Regions from separate parts of the Homo sapiens genome. Here region 1 is linked to region 2. A link is an interaction called in ENCODE POLR2A ChIA-PET data of the cell type or tissue named here. Cell type or tissue: Panc1. All regions are shown on one strand. Each heading gives the region's core, and the rest is flanking DNA. Links, peaks and the distances in the headings are about the cores only. Region 1 overlaps THSD4 (thrombospondin type 1 domain containing 4). Region 2 holds the start of THSD4-AS2 (THSD4 antisense RNA 2).

The links. Peaks named below come from ENCODE experiments on the same cell type or tissue, not always from the same donor. Only the 100,000 strongest peaks of a DNase experiment are listed, where the experiment ranks them.
Region 1: POLR2A ChIA-PET joins it to region 2 with 13 read pairs; 2 of 35 experiments call an interaction of 5 or more read pairs at or near these places.

The regions. Positions count from the first base shown.
Region 1 is chr15:71,320,531-71,324,923 of GRCh38, reverse strand. All of the region lies in intron 6 of THSD4 (thrombospondin type 1 domain containing 4), which reads right to left. Among named protein-coding and RNA genes, the nearest start is that of THSD4-AS1, 130 kb to the right of the region's middle. In Panc1, for the core only: no CTCF peak of the experiment used is centred there; no DNase peak of the experiment used is centred there.
Region 2 is chr15:71,689,277-71,693,669 of GRCh38, reverse strand. All of the region lies in intron 8 of THSD4 (thrombospondin type 1 domain containing 4), which reads right to left. THSD4-AS2 (THSD4 antisense RNA 2) reads left to right here and starts at 2,131. Exons shown (of 3, transcript NR_120346.1): 1 at 2,131-2,304; 2 at 2,900-3,010; 3 at 3,116-4,393. In Panc1, for the core only: no CTCF peak of the experiment used is centred there; a DNase peak (open chromatin) is centred at 1,714.

The DNA.
Region 1 (4,393 bases), core at 68-4,067, 370 kb after region 2:
TGAGAATGTAAATTAGTACAACCTCTATGGGAAACAGTCTGGAGATTTCTTAAATAACTAAAAGTAGATCTACCATTCCATCCAGCAATCCTACCAAGGGGTATCTACCCAAAGGAAAAGAAGTCATTATATCAAAAAGACACCTGCACATGTATGTTTTATTGCAGCACAATTCACGATTGTAAAGCTATGGAACTAACCTAAGTGTCCATAGGCCAATGATTGGATAAAGAAAATGTGGTATATATACACCACGGAATAGTACTCAGCCATAAAAGAGGAACAAAATAATGTCTTTGCAGCAACTTGGATGGAGCTGGAGGCCATTATTCCAAGTGAAGTAACTCAGGAATGGAAAACCAAATACTGTATGTTTTCATTTATAAGTGGGAGCTACACTGTGTGTACACAAAGGCATACAGAGTGATATAATCAACTATGGAGACTCAAAATGGGGAGGATGGGAGAGAGCAAGGAAGAAAAAAAGTACACATTGGGTACAATGTACACTACTCAGGTGATGGGTGGGCTCAAATCTCAGACTTCACCACTCTACAATTCATCTGTGTAACCAAAAACTACTTGTACTCCAAAAGCTATTGAAATAAAAAAATATTTTTAAAAAATTATTGCACACTCATATAATGAAATACTATAAAGCTGTATACGGCGCTATCGTGCATGCGTTGTCAAAGGGCCAAACGTTTGTTGTTGGGAGGTTAAAAAAAAAAAAGAACACAAAAAACAGCTATCACAATTATTTGCTACCTTCCAAAGGACCCCAATATATAAACAGATACAGAGTATACCTGCGGTATTAACATTTCATGGTGGTATTCAAAAGGCTCCTATGGGAGCAGTAATGAAGAGAGGGTTGGGAAACACTGCTGTAGTAGAATCACTCACGACAGAGACAGATGCTGAAGATGAGTGCCGCATGAGAAAAGCAAGTTACAGAGGTGCAACACGACTTTGGTAAAATGCATGCACACAAACACAATAATACACACACACACAGAATGATACATTTATATCACTGGAAAACATGGAAACCATAATAGTAGCAGCATTCTTTGAATAGTGGGGTTGCAGATTATTTATACTTTCTTCTTGCTTATCTGCATTCTCTAAAGTTGCTACCATAAATACATTCCTTATGAGAAAAACAACTCTGTGTCTGTTTCTAAGAGTCAGATCATTGCATTACTCTGGTGTTCTGCCAAAGGAATATATAGGCAGCCCTTGATTTTTGCTGCTTCATCCTTTATCTTTCTTCCTATCAATAAGCTTGTGTCTTGCCACCTCGGGACACCCACTCAAGTTAATGATAAGGATCTGCTCTGGCACCCACAGCTTTAAGCTCAAGATGACTACCTGGAACCCAAACCCCCCTGCAGCTCTTCAACCAGTTTTCAGGGAACCTGAGAGAATGGAACAGGCTTTTCTACCTGCCCCCACTGGCTCTCTGAACAATCCCAGTTTCTTTTCAGTTGGCCTCACTGGCTTAAGCTCCTTCTTTCTCCTTTTCTAAGCTGCTACCATGTGTCTAGTTCCTAGACTTCCTCCTGCAAGGCTGGACACAGGCGAACATGAGATTTCTATGTTCTCTTCATGACCTTTAATCCTTGGTTGTGGTAGTCAGCTTCTGAAATGGCCCCCTGCGATTGGCGCCTTCTAGTATCCATGCTTTTGGGTGGTCTCCTCACATACTGAATCTGCACTAGTCTGTGTAACCAATAGAGAATGATGACAGTAAGCACTTCATAACTTTCAAGATGAGGTTAAGGATTAGAAGACTACGATCTTTTTTTTTTTTTTTTTTTTTTTAAGACAGGGTCTCACTCCAACAACCAGGTTGGAGTGGAGTGGCACAGTCACAGCTCACTGCAGCCTCAACCTCCCAGGCTCAGGTGATCCTCCCACCTCAGCCTCCTGAGTAGCTGGGACTACAGGTGTGTGTTACCACACCCAACTAATTTTTGGAGTTTTAGTTGAGACTGAGTTTTGCCATGTTATCCAGGTTGGTCTTGAACTCCTGGGCTCAAGTGATCCCCCCACCTAAGCCTTTTAGGTGCTGGGATTACAGGTGTGAGCCACCATGCCTGGCCACCACCTGGCCTCTGTGATTGGCTGCCTTGAGGAAGGCCAGTCACCGTGTCAGGAGGACACTCAAGCAGCCTTGTGGAGAGGCCCATGTGGAGAGAACTAAGGCCTCCTGCCCACAGCCAGCACCAGGGAGTGAGCTACTTTGGAAGTCCATCCTCCAGCACCAGCCAACCTGACTGCAACCCCATGACAGACACTGAACCAGAACCACCCAGCCAAGCCACTTCTCAATTCCTGACCTATAGAAACGTTTTAAGATAATAAATATTTATTGCTGTTTTTAAGCCACTAGGTTTTAGAATAATTTGTTATGCAGTCATAGACAACGAATACATTTCTGTTTTTAGAATTCTATTACCCCGTATCAGGCCAAATAGACAAAATTTAAAACAGAAGGAAGTCACGAAGATTTAACAGGCCTAGCAAGTTTTTCTGATCTGTTCCTTGGACTAAATTTCCTCACTTTTTTCTGACACATTTTTCTGGATGGTTTTAATAACCAAATATCCTCCAGCAAGGGTTGAGTGTTGTCTAGGTGGCCCGCCTACAGTCTTAGCCTCTCAGACTCTTCAACTCATGGAAATCCTGTTTTCTAGCAAGCAAGTCAGCAGGTACAAATCAGGAGACCAAGGGGTCATTTCCTCAAAGTTCCTAAAAAGTCACTGATACCTTCCAGGCTAAATTCCATAACACTGTATAAACGTCAATGAATTTTAAAAAACCATTATTAGGTGCATTTTAATGTACTCCAAGCTTGTTTTCAACTTAATTTGACCCACTTTTTTTTTTTTAAGTCCATGTGATCATTTTACTCAGTTCTACATTTTCCCTTTAGTTCTAATGGTCTTTGATTGTTGTTAATATTTGCAATTGTTGACTCTGGCTTTTATTTGTTTTTGCTGCTTTTCAGGGTCTTAAGAAAGTAAAATTTTTTGCCCATATTGAATTGACTATAATATTTTAATATTCTTTTAAATATTGCTCACATTAGCCCATTTGTTGTTTTAATAGGTCTTAAGTTGTTTCAGCTGTTTTTCAGTTAAATATTTTAACTTAAAAAAATTGTCTGATGTTACAGCATTTTAAGAATGCAATTACATTTATTTCAGCACTCTCACATTCATAACTGCTTTTAATATTTTAATAACTTAGTTATTAAATAAATCTATTCTTAGAATATGATTTCAAAATGCTGCAGGGAAGGGAAAACAATTTTAAAAGATTCTGTTAACCTTATGTTTTAAAAGAGAAGGCTGATACTAAAGCTTTTTTTGTTATTTTGGAGACGGAATCTCGCTCTGTTGCCCAGGCTGGAGTGCAATGGCGCCATCTTGGCTCACTGCAACCTCTGTCTCCTAGGTTCAAGCGATTCTCCTGCCTCAGCCTCCTGAGTAGCTGAAATTACAGGCGCCTGCCACCATGCTCAGCTAATTTTTGTATTTTTAGTAGAGACAGGGTTTTACCATGTTGGCCAGGCTGGTCTCCAACTCCTGACCTCAGGTGATTCGCCTGCCTCAGCCTCCCAAAGTGCTGGGATTACAGGCTTGAGCCACCGCGCCTGGCCTGATAACAAAAGTTTTACAGAGGGAGTACATGAAGCTGCAGAAGATCTTAGGTCCAGCTCTGGTTATTTCAGTCAAATAACTGGCACATCACTGAGGCAGTCATTTCATCTCTGCTAGTCTCAGCTGATACATCTATAAAACGGGGAATCATGTGTTTTGGGTCAACCTTAGAAGGTTACAGGGCAGCTGTTATGACAGCAGTTCTAATCTTCACAATATACTCTGTTTAAATGTTTTAACGTTTATTTTCAAAACGAATCTTATCTTGCCATGGAATATGGAAAAGCTACATCACTTTCCATGGATAAAAAGTTATAGTAAAATAAATACAAAAGAAAATGAAACCATGTTATTAAATCCTAGCTAGACACAATTGAAGACTAGCTCAATTTGAGAACTGTTAAAGACATAACTAGCATAACATCTTCCTTGATGTTGAAAAAAAAAGATGTCTGGAGTTGAAAGAGAACTGAAAAAGGAATGACTTTCTCATTCTAGGATTCAGTGTTATTTGATGCGGTTTCTTGGTTCCACTAAAATCAAGGGACAAGCAGTGCGAGTCCCACATTTTTGAAAAAGCTTTTGTGAGGAAAGGTATGGATGGAGCAAAAAGTTTGATCACGTTCCAGGAACAGGCTTTCTTGGGCTACTTGGATCTTTTTTTCTATGTGTTATCTGTCTCTTTACCAATCTAACGTGGGCTATGTTGTATGAAAAGGCCA
Region 2 (4,393 bases), core at 80-4,079:
CCATGGGAATTATGGGAGCTACAATTCAAGGTGAGATTTGGGTGGAGACACAGCCAAACCATATCAAGTGGTGAGATCATGGCTCACTGCAACCTCCTGGGCTCAAAGCCATCCTCTCACCTCAGCCTCCAAGTAGCTGGGACTACCGGTGTGCACTACAACACCTGGCTAATTTTTGTATTTTTTGTACAGACCAGGTTTCATCATGTGGACCAAGCTGGTCTTGAACTCCTGGGCTCAAGCAATCTGCCCACCTTGGCCTCCCAAAGTGCTGGGATTACAGGTGTGAGCCACCAAGCCCAGTTGGCTTTGTTTCTTTATCCACCAATTTAGGATCCTTGCTGCTACTGGATCTAAAGAGACAGATCATGAGACTTGGACCTCCTTTTCCTTCTGCCTCACCAGAAAGAATGTATGGATCACCCCAGGATGCTTCCTGCTAAGAGGTTTTTGTGGCCTTACACATCCTTTGATAGCAATGAAAAATGTCTGTCTACTAAAAGGTTTTCCTGATTTTCCTTTCCCATAGGCTAGGTTTCCCCCCACCCTCCCCACATCCTGAAATTATTGAGCTAACATCAGGGTTGATTTCATCTTCAAACGAACCTATCACTAAACATTCAGAACCATAGCAAGAAATTTGAGACCTTTTTATCTCCCTTTAAAAGCAATTTGGACTTCACTCTCATCTGTTTAGGAAACTGCTCTTCCTTAAGTTATTATTCTTTGCCCACTTGGAAGTTTTATGGAATTGTAATTTCAGGAGACTGACTTGTAAATCGTTTCTTTAAATACTTAAAAGCTAGCTTTAAACATTAAAATATGACCTCGGTCAGCATTTCCCCAAATTGTCTTCCCTGGAACATGAGTCCCTTCAGAGGACAGCGCTTCTTATTACCAGGAACACAGCCAGCAGACGTCATCTGCAGCACCTTGGTGCCACTCTCTGCCTCCCCACTTTCTCCTGCTGCTTCCCTTTAAGTACCCTCAGAGGTCAGAGCGACACTCCAACTCAGAGATCTCCTAGTTAACTCCATCAAGCACAGAGGAGGAGACACAGAGTTGAACAACTTGAGAGTTGGGCTCTGGTGGCTAAGCTGAGGTCACCCTGGCCAGCTCCTGACCTACAGTTTACTGGTAGCTCCCTGTACACTGCAGAGCTAAATCTTCCAACTCGGTGAATGAAACAAAACAAAAAACAAAACAAAACAAAAACAAAAAATCTACAGTGGAAGAATATATGTCCTGCCATAAAGTACAGCTTTGACTCTGGCTAAATCACCTTGGCATCTAACAACATAAAAGTGGGGAAAAAAGTCCTCTCGTGTTTTGAGGGATGCTCTGGAATCATAGTTCCAGCCAGATGACCTCATAAGCTATGTAATTCTTGAAACCCATAGCAGCAGTTCAGTTTAGAATAATAGAAACATTGAAATTAACTCATCTTTAACGTACACGTGCACATACACCCACGTCTCCTTTATCAGTCTGTGCCTAGATGTTCTGGAACACTCCTTTGTATATATTAATGTCCTGGTATTTTGTTACTCTTAAACTAATTACATGGGAAGCTAGCCAGATGGAGGCTCTGGTCATTTGGATAGAGAACACACCCATGTGATTACTTGTTACTTTTGGTGAACGTCCCAGCTGGAATGTTGTTATCCCTCCCAGAGAGGTTAAACATTCCAGCCCAACCACACTGCTGTGTTTGGCTACTTGAGGTTTCCACCTGGACGGCTTGATCTTCGGGAATCTTGATTCTAGTTTCATTCTCATTCCCCTGGGGATACGCTATGCCAATCTCTCATGTATTCGCCATGTCCAGCTGCCTGGAGTCCATCTGAGCCTCCCAGCAATGGTTCACTAGGGATCCCCAGGGCAAGGCAGTCCTGTGCTAGACAAGGGAGAGAATGTCAATCTCTCTCACACCCTAAAAAAAGAGAAACACTTCCCAGGGGAGGGAAGAAAAGGCACAGTTCAACTCATCATTACTAAAAGAGACCATGTGTTGAGAGCTGACTGCATGCCAGGTAATCAACCAGGAGTACATTCTGTAGTTTAATCCTGTAATGATTCCTGCTTTAGAGCATAAAGGTCAGAGAAATGAAACAATCTGAGCAAGGCTGTGAAGCCAGAAAGTGATGGCACTGCCTCACTCAGCTCTGCCTCGATCCAACGTCTGTGCTCCTTCCCGTCCAGACAAGCTGCTCCTTAACGATCAGCTAACACCTGAACAGGCATGGTCTCCAGCCAGGTGAAGTCCCTGCCTTGAGTAGCAGGATGTGTTGATGATAAAGGAAGGTGAGTGTATTCTTTTCCTATTTGCTGTTGTAACAAATCACCATTCACTTAGTGGCTTAAAGCAACATAAATGTATTATCTTGCAGTTCTGGAGGTCAGAAGTCTGAAATGGATTTTGCTGGGCTAAAATCAAGGAGTTGGCAGGGCTGTGTTCCTTTACGGAAGCTTTAGGGGAAAAATTGTTTCCTTGCCTTTCCAGCTGCTAGAGTTGTATTTCTTGCACTCCTTAGTTTGTGGCCCCTTCCTTCATCTGCAAAGCCCGCAGTTCAGCCTCTTCAAATCTCTTCCTGACTCAACTCTTCGTCCTGCCCCTTCTACCTAGAAGGACCCTTGTGGTTACACTGGACTCACCTGGATAATCCAGGGTAATCTTTCCATCACAAGGGTCTTCATTAGGACCTTAATTCCATCTGTAACATTAATTCCCCTTTGCCATGTGATATGGTTTGGCTGTATTCCCATCCAAATCTCATCTTGAATTCTCACATGTTGTGGAAGGGACCTTGTGGGAGGTAATTGAATCATGGGGGCAGGTCTTTGCCATGCTGTTCTCATGACAGTGAATAAGTCTCACAAGATCTGATGGTTTTATAAGGAGGAGTTTCCCTGCACAACCTTTTTTTGCCTGCTGCCATCCATGTAAGATGTGACTTGCTCCTCCTTGCCTTCTGCCATGATTGTGAGGCCTCCCCAACCACATGAAACTGTAAGTCATTAAACTTCTTTCTTTTGTAAATTGCCCAGTCTAGGAGATGTCTTTATCAGCAGTGTGAAATGGACTAATACACCATGTAACTTAACATGTTCACAGGTTCTCGGGAGTAGGCTGTGGACAACTTTGGGGGGCCATTATTCTGTCTACCATAGTGAGTATCAGTAAGACTCGGTCCTCCTTGCCATCTCAGGTCCCCACGCCCCAGTCAGGCATGTATACTGACTCTTGGCTCCTACTCTGCTAGACGACCTTGTGACTATCTAGAAGTACAGACTCAGGCACCATCCCAGGAGGTGGGGAGTGGCAGCTGCAGCTGCATGCCACAAGGACCCCAGATTCTCAGCAAGGATTCTGGGCTTTTGTGATTCCGAAGAAAGAGCCAGCAACACCAAAGAGGACAGTTCCACCAAAAGATCTTAAAAAATGTAAGGCTCAGGCAATTACCCATTAATCACAAAACCTCAATACAACTCCAGGGCCAGAGCCAAAGGCAAGGATGGCCCTTCTGCAAAGATCACTCTGGCTGAAATTTGACTTATTTTTCCACCAAAGATTGACTTTGATGCTTAATTGAATCTGATTCCACTGGGATAAAAAATCTTAATTGGAGAAGAGTTTGGGGGCATTTACTCTATTTCATGCATCACCAGTGGGAAGTTTGAAGCGGCATATTTTGGTTAAATATCAAGGACTTTTGAAGAGCAAGACCTGTTCAGGGTTGAAGAGGTTGCCTCATGAAAAAGTCAGCTCTAAGCCTCCACTCACGTTCAGGGACGGGGAAGAACACCCAAACAGGTTGCTCCAGAAAGGATTCTGGACTCAGAACCCAAACTGGAGGGAAATAACACCCGAGGAATCTCTTCCATTGTCCAGAAGAGGTGCTGGCACTTTCATGTGTACATCTTCTCAATCCCCATGATCTCAATGAGGGTGATGGTATCAGTTCCATTTTATGGATGCAGAAACTGAGGTGATGCACGCAGTCTTGCCCCAAGTGACAAATCTCATCCAGCACAGAGCTAGGAGGATGGTGTAGGTCTTTTTCTATCCCACACACCTCTCTGGTTAGGCGTGAAGCCTGGAGGAACTTGGCTCTCCTTTGTGGGTTACTGATTTTATGACAGCACTGAGGGGGAAGGCTTATTCTGTATATGGAGGCAGCTTTATACAACATGATCTCCTTTCATCCTCTCTACCTTCCTCTTATCCTCACTTTATATGTGAGGAGAAAGGAGAGTCACAGAGTTCAAATAACAATGCTCAAGATCAGAGCTGCTCAGTGGCAGACACAGAATTCAGAGCCTGACTTGAGGCTCCATGTCTGGGACTCTCTCCCCTGCCCCTTCACAGACGCTGCTTCCGGAAGCCCAGAGC